Regions from separate parts of the Homo sapiens genome. Here region 1 is linked to region 2. A link is a loop called in an ENCODE intact Hi-C map of the cell type or tissue named here. Cell type or tissue: K562. All regions are shown on one strand. Each heading gives the region's core, and the rest is flanking DNA. Links, peaks and the distances in the headings are about the cores only. Region 1 has its middle 6.5 kb from the start of PRODH2. Region 2 holds the start of KMT2B (lysine methyltransferase 2B).

Evidence for each region. Peaks named below come from ENCODE experiments on the same cell type or tissue, not always from the same donor. Only the 100,000 strongest peaks of a DNase experiment are listed, where the experiment ranks them.
Region 1: a loop joins it to region 2, with 6 times the contacts of the local background. A loop is called at or near these places in 5 of 110 quality-filtered maps.

The regions. Positions count from the first base shown.
Region 1 is chr19:35,814,078-35,824,544 of GRCh38, reverse strand. No RefSeq gene overlaps it. Among named protein-coding and RNA genes, the nearest start is that of PRODH2, 6.5 kb to the right of the region's middle. In K562, for the core only: a CTCF peak has its summit at 4,372 (motif pointing right); DNase peaks (open chromatin) are centred at 1,776 and 4,384; H3K4me3 peaks cover 303 bases.
Region 2 is chr19:35,710,086-35,720,066 of GRCh38, reverse strand. ZBTB32 (zinc finger and BTB domain containing 32) reads right to left here. Exons shown (of 7, transcript NM_014383.3): 2 at 7,034-7,150; 3 at 4,560-5,544; 4 at 4,237-4,310; 5 at 4,060-4,128; 6 at 3,770-3,934; 7 at 3,029-3,589. The coding sequence starts at 5,440. The coding sequence ends at 3,315. KMT2B (lysine methyltransferase 2B) reads right to left here and starts at 2,064. Exons shown (of 37, transcript NM_014727.3): 1 at 1,686-2,064; 2 at 526-598; 3 at 1-283. The coding sequence starts at 2,048. RefSeq lists silencers at 1,630-1,679, 1,730-1,809, 1,850-1,919, 1,940-1,989, 2,070-2,549 and 1 more and enhancers at 1,275-1,832, 3,120-3,399, 2,952-3,511, 6,560-6,639, 8,458-8,927. In K562, for the core only: CTCF peaks have their summits at 2,613, 3,002 (motif pointing right) and 4,947; DNase peaks (open chromatin) are centred at 2,146, 2,436, 2,976, 3,356 and 2 weaker places; H3K4me3 peaks cover 3,687 bases; H3K27me3 peaks cover 2,589 bases.

The sequences.
Region 1 (10,467 bases), core at 1,010-9,009, 100 kb before region 2:
TAAACACATTAAGATCTAAATGATTTCCCTGTAATTAAAAGGTGACTTCATTTCTAACAGTAGAATTTTTCTAATTGTATATTTTTTCTTTTTGTTTCAAATAAATCCACAGCCAACAACATGTAATTGTATATTTTTCCTTTTCAAAGAAAAAACCTACAACATTCTTTTTTAATTTTTATTTTTTATTTTTGTTTTTATTTTTTATTATTATTATTATTATTATTATTATTATTATTATTTTGAGAGAAGTCTTGCTCTTATCCCCCAGGTTTGAGTGCAATGGCTCGAACTCTGCTCACTGCAACGTCTGCCTCCCAGGTTGAAACGGTTCTCTTGCCTCTGCCTCCCAAGTAGCTGGGATTAAGTCGCCTGCCATCACGCCTGGCTAATTTTTGTATATTTTAGTAGAGACGGGGTTTCACCATGTTGGCCAGGCTGGTTTCGAACTCCTGACCTCAAGTGGTCCGCCCGCCTCGGCCTCCCAAAGTGCTGGGATTACAGGCATGAGCCACTGCGCCTGGCCTATTTTTATTTTTTTGAGACAGAGTCTCACTTTGTCACCCAGGCTGCGAATACAGTGGCACGATCTCGGCTTATTGCATCCTCTGCCTCCTTGTTTCAAGTGATTCTCCTGCCCCAGCCTCCCGAGTAGCTGGGACTACAGGCGCCCACCACCACGCCTAGCTAACTTTTTGTATTTTTAGTAGAGACGGGGTTTCACCATGTTGGTCAGGCTGGTCTCGAACTCCTGACCTTGTGATCCGCCCGCCTCGGCCTCCCAAAGTGCTGGGATTACAGGTGTGAGCCACTGTGCCCAGCCTTTTTTTTTTTTTTTTTTTTTTTGAGACACAGTTTATCTCTGTCACCTAGGCTGGAGTTCAGTGGCACGATCTTGGCTCACTGCAACCCCTGCCTCCTGGGTTCAAGCAATTTTTGAACCTCAGCCTCCCAAGTAGATGGGACTACAGGTGTATGCCACCACACCCAGATAATTTTTGTATTTTTATTCTTTTTTATTTTATTTTTTTGAGACAGAGTCTCACTCTGTAGTCCAGGTTGGAGTGCAGTGGCGTTATTTCGGCTCACTGCATCCTCTGCCTCCTGGTTCAAGAGATTCTCTTGCCTCAGCCTCCCGCATAGCTGGGATTACAGGTGTGCGCCACCACGCCCAATTAATTTTTGTATTTTTAGTAGAGATGGGGTTTTGCCATGTTGGCCAGGCTGGTCTTGAACCCCTGACCTCAAGTGATCTGCCCGCCTCAGTCTCACAAAGTGCTGGGATTACAGGCGTGAGCCACCATTCCCTGCAAAACCTAGAACATTCTATTCTACATTGGCTTAAGCAGGAAAGGAAATTTGTTGGCTCTTGCAGCTGACAATTGCAGGGGGTAGCGTTGGCTTCAGACACTGCCAGACCTAGTATTGAAACATAGCCATGCAAGGTCTAGCTTCATTCTCGGGTAGACCCTTTATTTGGGAAACAGAGAAGACCACTTGTAGTTCTAGGCTGGTATCCCATGAGCTCAGCAGCCAGAGTGCCTCTTTATGCCAATAGTTCTGGAAAGCTCTGGGGCTGTCTTTCATCAGCCCAGGCTGGGTCTTATGCCTGTCCTGGAACCAACCACTGTGGCCAAGGAATATGCTGCTAAGCCAGGTCCTGGGTTGCTCAGCACCATGAACCACTTGGAAGAAGCTCTCCAAAGTAACCGCAGGCTGTGGCTGGGTCTCTTCATGCAGTTCCTACTTCCTCCTCTCCTTTTTCTGATTCAGTGTAGCGGACATCTATTGCTTCTGCCTTCCCCGGATCTAGTCCCCCTTAATCTATACAGATATTGATGAACAAGACAAATGCCTAGTTGTACCAAGCCACTGGATCCAGCCACACCTGAAGTCAGGGCTACTTCTAGACTACCAGTTTCCCTCCCCACTTAGGTCAGTCTGAATGTCATTTTCAGTTAGTTGCAACCATAAATGTCCTTCACTCTTTTTTTTTTTTTTTTTTTTTTGAGACGGAGTCTCGCTGTCACTCAGGCTGGAGTGCAGTGGCGCGATCTCGGCTCACTGCAGGCTCCGCGCCCCAGGGTTCATGCCATTCTCCTGCCTCAGCCTCCCACGTAGCTGGGACTACAGGCACCTGTCACCTCGCCCGGCTAATTTTTTGTATTTTTAGTAGAGACGGGGTTTCACCGTGTTGGCCAGGATGGTCTCGATCTCCTGACCTTGTGATCCGCCCTCCTTGGCCTCCCAAAGTGCTGGGATTACCAGGCGTGAGCCACCGCGCCCGGCCTAAATGTCCTTCACTCTTAAACCAGTTTGAATGAGGTCTTTAGTTAACTGAGGAGGAAATAAATAATTTGCAAGGGGTGGAAACTCAAATTAGTAGAGCCTAAAAAGCATGTATTGCATTAGTTACTTGGGGAAAAATAGTAATTTCACAGTGGATAAACCTGACAGATGTCACCTTCACCAGATGATCAAAGTTGATGCTACCAGTCATGGGACAAACTGACACAAGGAGCCCCCTGATATAAAATACTGAGAAGGGGCCAGGCGTGGTGGCTCATACCTGTAATCCCAGCACCTTGGGAGGCAGAGGTGAGCAGATCACCTCAGGTCAGGAGTTCAAGACCAGCCTGACCAACATGTGAAACCCTGTGTCTACTAAAAATATAAAAATTAGCTGAGAGTGGTGGCACGTGCCTGTAATCCCAGCTACTCAGGAGGCTTGAACCCAGGAGGCGGAGGCTGCAGTGAGCCGACACCGTGCCACTGCACTCCAGCCTGGGCGACGGAGCGAGACTCTGTCTCAAAAAAAAAAAAAAATTACTGAGAAGGATACAACCACATGTTACTAATACTACTGACTATAAAAGTGCATAACCTGAGCCGGGGCTCATGCCTGTAATCCCAGCACTTTGGGAGGCCAAGATGTGTAGATTGCTTGAGACCAGGAGTTTGAGACCAGCCTGGGTAAAATGGTGAAACCCTGTTTCTACAAAATAATACAAAAATTAGCTGGACATGGTGGTGTGCAACGGTAGCCTCAAGTACTCAGGAGGCTGAGGTGGGAGGATTGCTTGAGCCCAGGAATTCAAGGCTGCAGTGAGCCATCATCACACCACTGCACTCCAGCTTGGGCAACAGAGCCAGACCCTGTCTCAACAAACAAACAAAGAGTCTGGTTACCTTTGGGAGAGAGGGGGATGGTGATTGAAACTGGCACCAGGAAGGCTTGGGGTGAGAATCCTCATAATGTTGTTTTCTTTTCTTTCTTTCTTTTTTTTTTTTTTTTTTTTTTTGATATGGTGTCTTGCTCTGTCTCCCAGGCTGGAGTGCAGTGGTGTGATGATGGCTCACTGCAGCCTCCAACTCTTGGGCTCAAGCGATCCTCCCACCTCAGCCTCCTGTGTAGCTGGGACTACAAGTGTGCACCACCACACATGGCTAATTTTTTATCTTTGTAGAGACAGAGTTTCACTATGTTGTCCAGGTTGGGCCCAAGCGATCCTCCTGCCTTGGCCTCCCGAAGTGCTGGGATTACGAAGTTGTTTTCTTGACTTGGGTGTTAGTTATTCAAGTGTCACTTGCGTCAAATTTACTTTCTGGTCACTTCCTGAAAATTCATACTGAACACATGATATGGGCACATTTCTTTATGTGTGCTATACTTCATTCAGAATTTTACATTACATCTCATAGGTGGCATTGTTGGAATTGTGATTCTTCTGATATGATGTATAACCATTGGTGCCATTCTGAACAAAAAAGTACACAATTTTCACTTTCTTTACATCAGAAGCCGGGCACAGTGGCTCACGCCTGTAATCCCAGTACTTTGGGAGGCCAAGGCAGGAGGATCACTTGAGGTCAGGAATTTGAGACCAGCCTGGCCAACATGGTGAAACTCCCTCTCTATTAAAAATACAAAAAATTAGCTGGGCGTGGTGGCACAGGCCTGTAAACCCAGCTACTTGGGAGGCTGAGGCAGAAGAATCACTGGAACCCGGGAGGCAGAGGTTCTAGTGAGTTGAGATGGCACCACTGCACTCCAGCCTGAGCAACAGAGCGAGATTCTGTCTCCAAAAAAAATAGATAAATAAAAATAAATTTACATCATAGTTTCATTTCAGAAAATGTCAATATATTTTAAACCATACCAAAATTTTGTGTGTATGGTATATGTGTTATATTAATAATTTCAGATAACTGTAAACTTATTTTACGCACAGAAGCGCCTGCAAAGACATTTACAAACTGTTCTGGATGCAGATTTCAGCGTCCAGCATTCCTGGTCCTGCCTCTAGATGCCTGTAATGCCCTCCAATCAATGCTGCAGCCAAAAACAATTATGCAAATTTCCCAAGCTCCCACCAGGGTGCGGTCGTGTCCCGTTTGAGAAGAACCAATCCATGAGGGGATTCTGAATGAGCATGTGTGTGTGTGTGTGTGTGTGTGTGTGTGTGTGTGTGTGTGTGTGTGTGTGTACATTGGGTTCCAGAGCTCAGGAGAGAGGTCTGTGCTGGAGATTAAAACTGGCTGGACTGTCCTCTGCTCCTAAGCTGTCACCAAACTCCAGTATTAAGGGATAAGTAGCTGTGCAGGGGCTGGAGACAAAGAAGACTCCAGGAGCACAGTGTGGGAAGGGATTTCCCTAAAATTGTTGCTGGAGAATAACCCCCAAGTCAGGGAGTGGTAGGAATTAAGGCTAGTGAGATGGCCAAAGATAAACCACAAAGCTCATCTTATGGGTTTGTGCTTTATCCTGTGGGTGACAGGAAGCCAATGAGTCGCTGCAGCAGCAGTGACAGACAGCATTTATGAGCTCCTAACACATGCCAGCTCACATTCTATGTTCTGTATATGTATCACCTCCTGGAACCATCAGAGTCACGCATGAGTCCAGTTTTTTGTTTCATTTTGTTTTTAATTATTTGTTTATTTAGAGAGAGAGTGCACCTGTGTTGCTGCTGGAGTGCAGTTATGCGATCTTGGCTCACTGCAACCTCCACCTCCCGGGTTCAAGCGATTCTTATGCCTCAGCCTCCCGGTAGCTGGGATTACAGGCGCCTGCCACCACCCCCAGCTAGTTTTTGTATTTTTAGTAGAGAAGAGGTTTCGCCATGTTGGCCAGGCTGGTCTCAAACTCCTGACCTCAGGTGATCCACCCGCCACGGCCTCCCAAAGTGCTGGTACTGCAGGCATGAGCCACCACGCCCCAGGTAGGTTTTGTGCATTGGTTGAGCACTCTTGAAGCTCCAGAAACAGGCACAGCACTGGAGCTGGCTGGAATACCTTATTCTTCAATCCCAGTGATTGGTATGGGGTCACCTGGTGACCCAACCAGAGAGAATAAGAGGGACTCTCCCACCTATGGCTCTGCCTCTCTGCTGGTGTTAGAGCCCCTTTGCCTCTTACCACAAAATGGACAATCACCCACAGAAGGACCGGCTGGGAACTTTATTCCAGAACCTTCCATGGCTACTGTTGAGCAGCCCATTGTGTTCTGTTTTGCAGGGCACTCAGGATTCCCCAGTGACCAGGTGTGGGTGGCTCATGTCTGTAATCCAAGCACTTTGGGAGGCTGAGACAGGAGGACCACCTGAGACCAGGAGTTCCAGACCAGCCCAGGCAGCACAGAGAGACCCCATCTCTACAAAAAACACAAAAATTACCCAGCTGTGGTGCCACACTCCTGTAGTCCCAGCAACTCGGGAGACTGAGGCAGGAGGATCCCTTGAGCCCAGTAGTTCAAAGCTGCAGTGAGCTATGAGAGCTATGATCGATCACACCACTGTACTACAGCCTGGGTGACAGAACAGGACCCTGTCTCTAAAACAAAACGAAACAAAAATTCTCTCCACCTAGTCTCTCCCTCTCCCACACTCTCATTTTCAACTTCACTTTCCCCCAATCCAGGTTGTGTGCCTCAGATAGGTGAGAAAAATGCTTTTCCTTCTTATAGCCATATTTGTTTCTACCTCCTTGCCTTTAATTTGTCTGTGGTCTCAACCTGGGATACCCACCCTCTTGATGTAATTGAATTGGTGGAGCATCTAGTCCAGGCTACACTCTGGAGGATGCAAAGATAAATAATAGACCTCGGTAGCTTCAATGCTCTGCCATTTCAGTATGATGTGTTTAGGCATGGATTTCTTTAGTGTTTGTTTGTTTGTTTGCTTGTTTGTTTGTTTTGAGATGGAGTCTCACTCTGTCACCAAGGCTGGAGTGCAATGGGCGATCTCAGCTCACTGCAACCTCTGCCTCCCAGGTTCGAGGGATTCTTCTGCCTCAGCCTCCCGAGTAGCTGGGATTACCAGCACGTGCCACCACGCCCAACTAATTTTTGTATTTTTAGTAGAGGCAGGTTTTCACCATTTGGCCGGGCTGGTCTCGAACTCCTGACCTCGTGATCTGCCCGCCTCAGCCTCCCAAAGTGTTGGGATTACAGGTACGAGCCACCACACCCGGCCTCTTTTGTTTTATCTAGCTTAAGATATCTTTGCTTCTTTGTGAATATGTATTTTTCATCAGTTCTGGAAAATTCTCAGCCATTATTTCTTCCAAGATTGCCTCTCTTCTATACTCTCTAATTTCTACCTTTTTTTTTTTTTTTTTTTCTTGAGACGGAGTCTCACTCTGTTGCCCAGGCTGGAGTGCAATAGCGCCATCTCGGCTCACTGTAACTTCCACCTCCCCGGTTCAAGCGATTATCCTGCCTCAGCCTCCTGAGTAGTTGGGATTACAGGCACGCGCCATCACGCCCGGCTAATTTTTGTATTTTTAGTAGAGGCGGAGTTTCACCATGTTGGCCAGGCTGGTCTCAAACTGCTGACCTCAGGTGATCCGCCCGCCTCAGCCTCCCAAAGTGCTGGGATTACAGGCGTGGCCTGGAGGTTTTTGTTTTTAAAGCAGCTCTTAGAACCAGGCCGGCAACCTTTAATATGCAAATGCAGGCCACCCAACTGGGTCCACCCAAACATGGCGATTCCCAAGGCCATGTTTGGGAGGTCGAGGCAGGCGGATTGCCTGAGCTCAGGAGTTCGAGACCAGCCTGGCCAACATGGTGAAACCCCATCTCTACTAAAAGAATACAAAAAATTAGCTGGGCGTGGCGGTGTGCGCCTGTAGTCCCAGCTACTTGGGAGGCAGAGGTGGAGAATCGCTTGAACCCAGGAGGCAGAGGTTGCAGTGAGCCGAGATCGCGCCGTGCATTCCAGCTGGTGACAGAGCAAGACTATGTCTCATTAAAAAAAAAAAAACAAAAAAACTTCGAGGCCGGGCGCGGTGGCTCACACCTGTAATCCCAGAACTTTGGGAGGCCGAGGCGGGCGGATCACAAGGTCAGGAGTTTGAGACCAACCTGGCCAACAATGTGAAATACCTGTCTCTACTTAAAAAAAAAAAAAACACACACACACACACAAATTAGCCGGGCATGGTGGCGTGTGCCTCATGGCCTGCAACTGTAATCACAGCTACTCGGGAGCCTGAGGCAGGAGCATGCTTGAATGCGGGAGGTGGAGGTTTCAGTGAGCCGACATTGTGCACTCCAGCCTGGGCGACAGAGTGAGACCCTGTCTCAAAAAAAAAAAAAAAAAAAAAGGTGGGTCTTATCCAGAATCTGCTTGAATTGATGTGATGCAATCTATAAGTCCCTTGTCCAGCAAATACCAAAGAAATCTATTAAATTAGTTACCCATTCAACAAAAATAAGTCCATTCAACAAAAATAAGTCCTGTGTTAAGCAGTAGGGATAAATTAATGACAAAACCAAATGTGACCCCCCGACCTCATGGTGTTCACAGTCTAGCAGGGGCGTGGGGAGAGAAACTGAGTCTTCACTCACAGACGAATAAACATGACAAGAGCTACAAGGCTGGTGTTAAAATGTGAAAGGGTAAAACTCCCCCTCATCTGGGAGGGGCTGCTCAAGGCAGACCTCCTTGAGGGGGTGTCTTAAACCCTGACACCTGAGGGCAGGTGGGAGTTAATTAGGGAAAGAAGGAAGGGTGGAGTTTTCAGGGAAAAGGAACAGCGGAAATGCAACAGCAGGAAGCTGGGTGTGTTCCAGGGACAGTGAAAAGACAAAGAGGGAGGGAGGACCCCATTTAGAGAGGCTAAGGTGTCCGATTGTAGGGGCCGTGCCTCTTCACCTGGGTGAACATTTGAACCACCAGGGGAGCTTTCAACACCCCAATGCCTACCCAGTAATCACATTTCTGGGGATGAGGCCCTAGGCTGGGCGTGGTGGCTCACGTCTGTAATCCCAGCACGTTGGGAGGCCAAGGTAGGCGGATCATCTGAGGCCAGGAGTTCAAGACCAGCCTGGTTAATATGGTGAAACCCCGCCTCTCCTAAAAGTACAAAAATTAGCCGGGCATGGTAGCAGACACCTGTAATCCCAGCTACTTGGGAGGCTGAGGCAGGAGAATCACTTGAACCTGGGAGGCGGAGGTTGCAGTGAGCAGACATCTGCAGCCTAGGCAACAGAGCAAGATGGAGCCAAAAAAAAAAAGAAAAGAAAAAAAAGGCAGGCCAAGTACAGAGGCTCATGCCTATAAGCTTAGCGTTTGGGAGGCCAAGGTAGGAGGATTGTTTGAGCCTAGGAGTTTGAGGCTGTAGTGAGCCATGATCATGCTGGAGCATTCCAGCCTGGGTGACAGAGTGAGATCCCCCATCACAAAAAAGAAAGGAAAAAAAAATTTTTTTAAATTTAGCTGGGCATAGTGGCATGTGCCTATAGTCCCAGCTACTTGGGAGGCAGAGGTGGGAGGATCACCTGAGCCTGGGAGGTTGAGGCTGCAGTGAGCCGAAATTGTGCCACTGCACTCCAGCCTGGGCAACAGAGTGAGACCCTGTCTCAAAAATGAATAAATAAATAAATACACACATACATACATACATACATACATAAATAAGAAAATAAATAAAAATTTCAAGGCCGGGCGCAGTGTGGCTCACGCCTGTAATCCCAGCAGTTTGGGAAGCCGAGGCGGGTGGATCACGAGGTCAGGAGATTGAGACCATCCTGGCTAACATGGTAAAACCCCGTCTCTACTAAAAATACAAAAAATTAGCCGGGCGTGGTGGTGGGTGCCTGTAGTCCCAGCTACTCGGGAGGCTGAGGCAGGAGAATGGCATGAACTCAGGAGGCGGAGCTTGCAGTGAGCCAAGATTGCGCCACTGCACTCCAGCCTGGGGGACAGAGCAAGACTCCGTCTCAAAAAAAAAAAACTTACAATGTGAGGGCCAGGTGCCGTGGCTCATGCCTGAAATCCCAACACTTTGGGAGGCCCAAGGTGAGAGGACTGCTTGAGTCCAGGGGTTCAAGACCAGCCTAGGCAGCATAGTAAGACTCTGTCTCTACCAAAAAAACAATTAAAAATTACCCTCGGTGTGATCACATGCACCTGTAATCCCAGCTACTTGGGAGGTGGAGGTGGTGGGTGGGGGGATTGCTTGAGCCCAGAAGTTTGAGGCTGCAGTGAGCAGTGATCACCCCACTGCACTCCAGCCTGGAAGACAGAGCAAGACTCTGTCTCAAAAACAAAACAAAAAAAACCTTACAATGTGAACAACTATGAATCATCATCCATGTTAAGACCTAGGACTCCTAGGACCTAGAAGCCACTGCCAGGCACAGTGGCTCACACCTGTAATCCCAGCACTTTGGGAGGCCAAGGCAGGTGGATCATGAGGTCAGGAGTTCAAGACCAGCCTGGCCAAGATGGTGAAACCGTGACTCTACTAAAAACACAAAAGTTAGCCAGGCGCGGTGGCAGACGCCTGTAATCCTAGCTACTCGGGAGGCTGAGGCAGGATAATTGCTTGAACCCGGGGGCAGAGGCTGTAGTGAGCCGAGATCGTGCCACTGCACTCCAGCCTGGGCAACAGAGTAAGACTCTGTCTCAAAAAAAAAAAAAAAAAAAAAAAAAGACCTAGGACTTCACGCCTGTAATCCCAGCATGTTGGGAGGACAAGTAGGGTGGATCACTTGAGGTCAGGAGCTCAAGACCAGCCTGGCCAACATGGTGAAACCCCATATCTACAAAAATACAAAAATTAGCCAGGTGTGGTGGTGGGTGCCTGTAGTCCCAGCTACTCAGGGGGCTAAAGCAGAAGAATCACTTGAACCCGGGAGATGGGGGTTGCAGTGAGCCGAGATCGCACCACTGCACTCCAGCCTGGGTGACAGAGCAAGGATACGTCTAACAAAACAAAACAAAAAAATTAAGACATATGGTTTCCATTTTAAAAAAAGAAAATAGGATATAGAAGTCCCCATATCCCTCTACCCCATTACAATTCCTCCCATCCCCCACAATCAACCACCTCTCTGACTTCTGTGATAATCATGTCCTTACTTTTCTTGTCCTCATAGTTTGACCACCCACGCATGTATTCCCAACATTTTACTGCAGTTTCACTTTCCTTGCTTTTATATTTATTGAAAAGTATAGACCA
Region 2 (9,981 bases), core at 1-8,000:
ACCACTACTGCTTGCTGCTTCCTCCTGCAGGGGCCTGCTGGCCGTCCTGGGGGCCGTCCCCGAGACCGCCGGGGGGTGGAGGGCTCACATGCCCGGCTCCGGGGTGCTTGGGGTGCCTGGGCCCGCCGGAGAAGTTCAGTCAGTGCCTGCACCATCCGTTCTGTGCCTTCCTCACCCCGTTTCCGGGCAGGGGTCTTTGGGGGGGTAGGAGCCACATCTGCTAGGCGAGGAGGAGGAAGGGGGGTCGTCTTATGCTTGCGACCCCGACCTCGGGGCGCTCGACCTAAAAGGAGAATAGTTGTGGGGAGATGGATCAAGCCAGCCCTACACACAGAGGAAGGCGCTCCAGGAGGGCAGGGACTAAGTCTTGCTTGTGTGTTTCCCCCGCTGCCCAGACTAGCTTGGACTCTGAACACAGAACACATTCGGCAACTGACAGAGGCTAGTTGAACAGGGAAGAGCTGACACGAAGGGCGAGGATAAATTCCTGTGACGCTAAAGAGGTGGAGTTCCCCCGTCACTCACCTCGCTGGGATCGGAGCGCAGAGCGCAGGGAACTGGGGGCCACATCTTCATCTGAATGAAAACCCTGAAACTCCTGATTTAGGGGACCGGGGTGGAGGGGAGAAACAGCAGTCAGTGCCAAAGCCCTCGTTCCATCTGAGGTATCGAGGAATATCCCCAGTTCCCACTTAGCATACCCCTGCCTATTTAAAAAGAACGAAAAAGACTCAAAGGTCGCGGGTAGTGGAAGAGAGGGTCTCTCCCTAGGGATGGAGGCGCCAGGTATTTCGAACTCCGATCCCCAGTGCCGGACCACACCAGCACAGCCAAAGCCATGGTTCACTGGCCCAAGAGAGAAGACGACAGGGTCTCCTCAGGAAAGGCAGCAGGCCCCATACTCAGATTCCTTCAGAGTCCAATTCAGACCAAAGTGGGACCTCCACTGACACCCTTTCGGGCCACAATTTATTTCTGCATTAAGTTGGGAACAGGGGCCCGCAAGTGAAGGGGCGGGGAGGGCATCAGATGGCTTTCGTACAGGCTCCACTGCGAGCTCTCAGGTTGTTATTAACCGTCCAGGGCAACGCAACCCACACCTTCCTGCCTGTTCTGAAAGGCTGGGGGAGAAATCCTGAGCTGAGCTCTGACCTGCTAGAGTGCCCAGTCCCGGCCTTCATCCCACTCCTGTTCAACCCGAGCCCCAAGAGGAAGCCCTCCACCACTCTACCTGAGATGCCAAGAGAAACTGGGGCCCTGGAGAAACCAGGAGGTTGCGAGGCCCGGCGGGGCGGCCCACAGGTAAGAGCCCAGACAGCTCCAACCTGTCTGCCAAGGCCACGCTGCCGCTGTCAACCACGACTGGCTGGACATGCAGTCCCCACTGCCTCCTCGCCCAAACCTCCACCGCCCTAGCTTTGCCAGCTGCCGAAAAGGATCGGCCCAAGACACTTCAGCGGGACCGACATCGGGCGCGAGTGCCTGGCTGCAGCCGGGGCTTCTCTACCCACTTCCAGAGGCCCTTTCCCCCGGAAGCTGCATGCAGCCGCCCTCCCTCCGTGCCCCGTCTCTCCGAAGGAACCCTGAGGACCCGGCCTGCCCACGCCGCCCCCGGGACAACCCAGACCCCTGGAAGCCCCGGCCTCCGCCCCACCCGGCGCCGGGGACGCCTCCAACCGCCTCACCTCCTCGTCGGATTCCCCGTCACTGCTCTCCTCCTCCGGCACGCAGCCTCGACTCGGGCCCCAGCCCCGGCCCCGACCCCGTCCCCGGCCCCGCTGGACCCGCGGGCCGGCCCACAGGCGGCGGAGCCGGCGCAGGCCCCGGCGGAGCCCCAGCAAACGGAGCAGGGCCGTGTCCTCCCCGGGCTCGGCTCCGCCCGGCCCCGTCGCGCCACCGCCGCGCCGCAGAGCTACCCGCACTCTTTCGGCCCCGTTGCCCCGTCCGCCGCGGCCCCCGCCCCCGCCGGCGCCCCGCGGCCGGCCCGGGAAGCGGCCCCGCGCGGAGCCAGGCCCGGGGCAACTGCCGCCGCCCGCCGCCGCCGCCATCTTGGCACCGTGAGAGGGGCCGGGGAGGCGGGGGGAGGGGCGGCCCGTGCGCAGGGCCGGGGGGAGGGGAGAGAGCGGGGGCGGGGCGGGGCGGCCGCGGCGCACGACAACAACCAGCGCCGCCGCGGGAGACCGGGGGCCGGGCCGGCCACGCGCAGGGCACCACGGGAGAGGGAGTCCGCGGCCGGCCGGCGCCCTCGGACCGCACCTGGGGAGCACAGACCCCCGCGTCGCGGCCGCAGAGGGGCGAACCGCGGGGGCCTCCGGGAAATGTAGTCCGGACGCCTCGCTTCTTCCGCCGGCAGCCAGGGCGCGAGGGCCGGGACGGCGGGGTTCCCGGCCAGGACCCGGAAAGCGGGTTGCCGGGTCTCCGGGAGGTGTGGTCCTAGCCCCAGGCTCCTCCCATTGTTCTTGGCTAGGCCGGCGGCCCGCGTGGACTACCACTCCCAGGGTGCCGCGGGCTCGGGCCCCGGGACCCCCGAGGCCCTGGGAAATGCAGTTCGCGGCTGCAGGAGGCGTGGGCTGGAGAAGGAGCGGTGGAAAGCATAGTCAGTCTCCGTTCCAGGCGCGACCTGGCGGCGGCTTGGCACGGTGTGGAGGGAAGACGCCGGAGAGGCCGCGGTCTCGGGGTCCGTGTGCTCCCGGAGAGGAGGCGGGTGGCCGAAAGCAGGGTCGGAGCACGCGTTCCTCTCTCTCCCGGGCCGAGCGTTCCCAGATCAGACTCCGCGCGCCGTGGATTGCAGTGGAAGGGGCGAGTGACTTGCGGTCGCACAGCCCCCACCAGTCCAGGACCGGCATGCCGCAAGGTGTGCCCGGACACCGAGTCCTCGGGGCCGGCTGCCTCCTGGGGAGGACGGGGCGCCTCGGGGGTGGAAGAAGTGTCCATCCCGCTGGACAGCGGACGCAGGGCCACCAGGGGCCGCTACAGGACAAGGGGCGTGGGCGGGGGTGTGCACAGACTAAACTCGGCTTTCTAGTCCTGAAGGGAGGGCACAGGAAACTCTTTATTATGGTGATGAGATCGACAATCTCCCCTACTGTTAACCTTCGCTCCTGCACACTTCAGTGTCCTCACTCTGTAGGGCTCGCTGGCCTGGGCTTCTGCGACCCGCGATCGTCCAGGAGAGGGCACTCGGCGCCCTTCCTGGGGCGCTTCTGGGGCGGAATTTGCTAGGCCGCCGTAGCAGCGGTGCCAGGTCAGAAGCCGAGCCGGCCCGCTTTTCGTTCTTTAATTGGACTCTTGGCTAAGACGCTACCGACACCCCGTCAGGTGGTGGAGGAAGAAGGACAACAGGGAGAGGTCGAGGGCCGAGACGGCCTCGAGGAGGAGTAGAGGAAGGTGGAGCGGATGGTCCATCCGGGCGGGAGTTGGCTGGGCGAGTGACCGCGCATGTGCGCCTGCATGGAGGCCAGGCTGGGACAGCCGGCCCCGCACAGGGAGCAGCGGTACGGAGCGGCCCCGTGTGTCCGCAGGTGCTTGGTCATGGCCGAGAAGTCCCGGGAGCGCTGAGGACAAAGGCTACAGGAGAAGGGCTTCTCTCCTAGAGCGGTCGGAAGGGGAGGCCGGTGAAGGAAGGAAGAAGGCGGCGAAAGCTGGCCAAGTTAGGGGTGGATCGGGCCACGGGGCTAGGGGATTGCGCGGGAACCGGGCACACAGGTGGAGACTCAGGAGCGGAGTTGGGAAGAAAGCCGACAGTTCACACAGGGCAGGGCGCCCATACCTGTGTGGACTCGGTAGTGCGTCTCCATCTGATGCTTGAGTGAAAACCTCTTTCCACAGACAGAGCACGCATAGGGCCGAGACCGAGCAGGAGGGGCCGGGGGAGGGTGCGGGCGAGGTGGGCAGCCTGCCTTGTCCTCATGACCCGCACAGGTTGCAAGTGCGCCTGTGGGGACAGAGAAGGCAAAGGAGGGCAGGGCCAGGAATCCCAGCGCCAACTCACTGTACCATTCAGGCAGGAAATCAAGGGCTACAGTGGGGCTGAGGCACGAGTGCCCCCGCCCGACTCACCTGTGTGCCCCTGATCAGACTCTTCCATCTCCCCAGGGCTGAGCTGTGCGGGGCCCTGGGGGAGGGAACCTGGAAGGAACAGTGGGAGGTAGGGGCCCTGCTCAGGCTGGACTCCTCGAGCCCCAGCCCAGAGAAGACACCATGTTACAGGTGTATGCAGGACAGCGAGGGGCTTACCTGGGGTAGGGCTGGAGGAGGCCAACTGGTTCTGGCTCCAGAGCCCTTTGGGGGCATTTAGGGACAGTGGGATCCTGGGATGGGGTGGGGAAGAGTTACAGCCTTGGCTAAACCTGGGAGCCTGGCCCCTTCGTGAAGAGGGGGTATCCCAAGTCCTCCCCCGGGGGCTGGGCTTTGGCGTGCCCTGTGGCAGCAGCTTCTTGTCTCTTCCCCAGCTCAGGAACTGTGCAGTAGAGATGCAGTGCCCTTCCACCCAGCAGGGCTGCCCCTCCTGGGCCATGCCCTCCCAGCCTGGAGGCAGAGCACTAGACCCCGCCACTCACCTCTGTTCCCGCCAGACCTCCTGCCAGGCTCCAGTGGTGGGGGTGCTATGGTAGAAGGGAATGCCATATCTGGGCGGCATCAGCAGGATGCTCCACAGGGCAGGCTGGCCCCCCACCAACCAAGGGGCCTCAGCCCACGAGGGCCTAGGGGTGACGCTGGTTTGCAGGGAGCCTGCTGGGGGAAGGGGGCCAGGGAGCTTGCGCAGACTTTCCTCAGAGCCCCCTGGATTTTCCCTCAACCACGTGAGCACTCCATGCTTCCCATCTGCTCCCCTTTGGCCAACAGGGGCTTGGAGGCGTTTCTCCTTTGACCTGGTCTGTTCCTGCTGAGCCTCCTGCGTTGCTCCTGCCATCTCGGGTCTGCCTCTTGGTGGCGAGTGCTTGTGCAACATCTCCTGTTCTCTCCCACCAGTTCTAGAAACCTGTTCTGGTTTCTGCTTCTCTCCAGGGTCCCCCAGTTCTCTCTCAGGATTCCTTGAGGGTTTCTCTGGCTCCTCCTGATGTTTCTTCAGGCCTGGATCTGGCTTTTTAGCCCTGTCCCCTCGAGCCCTCCAGCATGCCTCTTCCAGGGACTGCACTCCCAAGGCCCTGGCCGCCTCCTGAAGGGGCCTTAGCTCTCCAGGCTGCAGCTCTACACTCTCCCCATACACAAAGTTCAGGAGCTGGGCAAAGGTAGAAGGGCTGATGCCTTCTCCCAGAGCCCACTGGCCCCTGCGGCCCAGCTGCTGGCTGACACCTGCTAGCACCAGGCTGTGGGCGGGGAACTCCTGGCTCCCTACGGTGATCAGAGTATCACAGAGTGCTGGCCGGAGCCTGGCTGCTAGCTGTACCAGCCGATCAGAGCCATAGGGGCTGGGCAGTCTTATGGGGGGCAGGGACATTGTGCCTTGGCTTGGGTACCTAACTCAGAGGCTCTAAGAGGAAGTCCACAGTGTGAGGTCCATGGTTGAAAGGGGAGGGAGGAACATCTCATCTCATTTCAAGCCTGTGGATGTGAGGGGAGAGGGTGTGAGTTGCTGGTCCTAGATCAGAGCCCTCTGTCCTGAGTGAGCAAATAAAGTAACCCAAGAGAGGATTGGAGCTTATCCAGAATCATAGCAGGTAGGCATGGTGGCGAGAGAATGGAAATCAGACCAAATTCAGGACTTAAAGAGCAAGGGCCAGTCAGTTAACAGAAATATCTAGTAGTGGGTTTAAGACAGGCGTGCGGGAAGTCTGCCAGTTGGCAGTCTCTGACGTAAAAGATAGCAGATACTGCCACTTCTGCTTCTCCAAGCCCCTCTGCAGGGAAACACCTCTGCGCAAGCCAGGCTTTCTTCATTCCAGACAAGGATCACCACAAAACCCAGTCAACGCCGGCACTAAGGGATGGAGCATGACACAGTTTCACGGGAGAGCTTAGAAAGCTAGTGGGTCCTCCCCCAAAAGCCCATCGCTCCTGAAAGGCAGAGAGGGCAGCATGATAGGGATCCTGGCTGCAGGAGCGCAGGCGCTAAGGCATCCGGCAGTCATCACTGTGAAGCTGAAGCTTCTAGAACACATCCTCAGGGAAGGAACCAGACATTCCCATCCAGAGAAAGAGGAGAGCAGGTGCAGAAGCCACAGGAGAGGAGGCTCCTGACCCAATGATGGAGAGACCTTTTGGAGAATGGACTCCTGAGGAGATGGGAGGAAAGGACGTGGGGACTGGAGACAGGGAGGCTGTTTCCTCTCAAGATTTGGGTAAGGAGATGGTTTAATTTGTTTTTCATAAGACAAAAAGTGAAGAATAGAAAGACAGCACCCAACCAGGCAGGAGTTTCTCACACATCAAAACCACCACATTGGCTTTTAAGAAGAGAGCTGGGAACCCAGATACGAAGAGAACCAGAACCTCAGTGTCTTAGCACCCAGCAGGCAGAGTCCTAGGTGCAGGTTCCCTGTGAGCAAGGGCCCTTGGGGCAGGGAGGGCTGCACTTGGACACCTCAGGGAGAGGGCTCTAGGTTGGCAGGGAGGAGACAGAAAGAGTTGTGATGGGAAGAAGGCCTCAGCTGGAGAGAGGCTATCACTCACCGCTTGTAGCTTCTTCCAGGACACCGCATGCTCTGAACTACTGTTGGGGCTCCTGGGGCCCCCCCTGGAGCTAGCCCCGCCCCTGACCTCACAGGCCTCCATTGGATGTCCCAAGTATCAGTCTGCCACAGTCCCCCCGAAGGGGTGTGGTTTTCTAACCCTGCCTCTGCCTTCTGCCTGCAGGAGAGACCACCCCCTCTACCTCCAGAATGCACACATTCTGCCCCTAGCCTCCTGTCTCCTCACTTCGTTTGTGAACTCCTAGAGTCAAAGAAGTGTATCTGTGGCAGCAAGGACCTTGGAATAATCAGCCCTGCCTTTGAGTTTCATCTCTGCCATTTACTATTTGAGTCACCTTGGGCAAGTCACTTCTCTGGGCCTCAGTAACCTCATTCATGAAATAGGCATAATATCTGCTTACCTCATTTGGAGGTGGGGGTGAAGATGAAATGACGTGACGAATATGAGTGTGGTTTGTAAGTACACAGTAGCATTCAGTGGTATGGTTGTTTCTTAGAGATGACGGCAGAGCACACAGCTGCAGAAGTAAAAAGGATTGAAACATTTGGATCCCAAGAATAGGGTGGAGGAGCCAGAAGCTGGCCTCCTCCCTCTCCCTGACTTGGTACTGGGAAGCCTCATTTGCTGCCTGGGAATGACCTGGGGGTGGGTGTGTGAGTGACTCAGATCCTCCCATCAAGCTCTGAAAGGGGCAACCCCAGGAAGGACGTGTGGTGGTCTTCGAAGAGAAAAATCTCCTTTTCTTGGGCTGATGACAAATGACATTTCTCTGAAATCAGGACTTGGGTTTCTTTCACTTCCTGCCCAAGGGGTCAAGGTCCCCGGAGGTTTCCCCTCTTTTCACACTTCAGAACTCTTTAATCTGGGGAAGGGATGGGGTCTTAGAGGCTCAACTTTCTTTTTCTGTTTCTTATTATTCTCTTATCCCTGATCCTATAGCAAAATTTTCATTTATCCAACAAATTTTGATGACATGTTTATTTTGAGACGGGGTCTTGCTCTGTTGCCCAGTGGTACGATCACGGCTCACTGCAGCCTTAGCTTCCTGGGCTCACATGATCCTCCCACCTCAGCCTGTTGAGTAGCTGGGACTACAGGTTTGAGCCACCATGCCTAGCTAATTTTGAATTTTTGGTAGAGACAGGGGTCTCACTATGTTACCCAGGCTGGTCTTGAACTCTTGGGCTCAAATGATCCGCCTGCCTTGGCCTCCCGAAGTGCTGGGATTATAGGCGTGAGCCACTGCGCCCAGCGGATAAAGCATTTATGATATGTGCCTGGCGTATATTAGATACACAGTAAATGACTGGAAGATAAACAAGTCAGGTACTGGTAAGCTGCTCTGGTGACAAGGCACAGTCGGCTTCCCCATAGGCTTCTCTTTTTTTTTTTTTTTTTTTTTTTTTTTTGAGACGCAGTCTCGCTCTGTCTCCCAGACTGGAGTGCAGTGGCGCAATCTCAGCTCACTGCGACCTCTGCCTCCCAGGTTCAAGCGATTCTCCTGCCTCAGCCTCCCGAGTAGCTGGGATTACAGGCGCCCGCCACCACGCCCGGCTAATTTTTGTACTTTTAGTAGTGACAGGGTTTCGCCATGTTGGCCAGGCTGGTCTCGAATTCCTGATGTCAAGTGAGCCACCCACCTCGGCCTCCCAAAGTGCTGGGATTGCGCCCGGCCTCCCATAGGCTTCTCTTAAGGGGGAAGGATCTAAGAGTCCTTGTCCCCTCCTAGATGCAAATACTGTCCCTAAGCTCCCGTTTCTTCCTTTGGCTCCAGGACCCTCGAATGTTCAGACCAGCCTCCCACTCTCTCTTTCCAGGCCTACCACGCCTTCCCTCCACATGGGTGCAGGCACATGTTAACCCTTCCTAGATCAGACAGGGTGTGTCAATGGGTGAGGCTGGTGGAGGGGCAACAGGGTGGGGAGAGGGGAAGATGAGTCAGAACGAAAGGGAAAATGCAAATGTGAGAGCTGTGTTCATCTGCTACTCTGAACGTTAACTATTTTCCATTTCTGAGCTTTCCAATTCCTCACACCACCACACCCATATAAAAGACACATAAAGCATCAGTCCCTCTGATATGTATGTACGCAGAGGGAAACACCCTTCCTCCAACACAGAAATACAGAGTCCCTCAAGACAAGGAAGGAGTGCGGAAAGCCCTGAGGGACTAGCCCCAGGGATGAGGAAAGGTACAGGGGTCTGGACGATTACATGGTCACCCCTCTGAGTGTGGCCCCCTCGCTTTCCAGCCCCACATCATGTGCTTGTGACTCAGCTCCCCCGCTGGTTTGCTCATTGATGATCGAGAGAGTTGGAGACTGCTCAAAGGGCAGCATTCTGTGTAAGCCAAATATAGTTGACAGGGAGCATCAGTGGGCTTTCGGGGAACCTAAAAGGGAGGAGGGGCAAGGGAACTCCCCTTTCAGTGAACAAAAGCCCCCAAGAATGGGGAACCCCACCTAAGGATATCCCCTTAGAGACCGCCTCCTAGAATTATCTCCAGGGCCCTTTGCACTGCAACCCTTATGCTGATGACACCCTGAGCACTTCTCTAGCCTCTTCCTGCATTCTTGACAGTGCAACCCAAGCCATCCTGCACTGAGCACAGATGGCAGAAGCAGACAGCACTTTGACTTGGAAGAGTAGGGACACTGCTGGTGCTGTTTTGTTTTTATTTTGAGACAGAGTCTTGTTCTGTCACCCAAGCTGGAGTGCAGTGGCGCCATCTCGGCTCACTGCAACCTCTGCCTCTGGGTTCAAGCGACTCTTGTGCCTCAGCCTTCCAAGTATCTGGGGTTACGGGCATGCACCATCACACCCGGCTAATTTTTTTGTATTTTTAGTAGAGATGGGGTTTCACCATGTTAGCCAGGCTGGTCTCGAACTCCTAACCTCAGGTGATCCACTGCTGGGATTACAGGTGTGAGCCACCATGCCTGGTCTGTTGCTGTTCTTAAAAGTACTCCCCCTCCCTAGACTCAAAAACCTTGCCCCCCCTTCCTCTTCCTGGGCTGACTCGGTAGGAATCATCTGCAGTTGTCTCTCTGGAAAGAGCAAAGAAACAACAGGTTATGCAGACACAAGCCTGTGTCCTGCCAGAGGGTAGAGCAGGTAGAGAGATTAGGTAGGGCATGATTGGAAGGGGAGTATGTGATAAAAGGCAATATGATATCAGCCTCTCAGTCCTTTTTAATACTTATATTACTTTCTTTTTTTTTTTGAGACAGAGTTTCACTCTTGTTGCCCAGGCTGGAGTACAATGGCGCTATCTTGGCTCACTGCAACCTCCGCCTCCCGGTTCAAGCAATTCTCCTGCCTCAGCCTCCCAAGTAGCTGGGATTACAG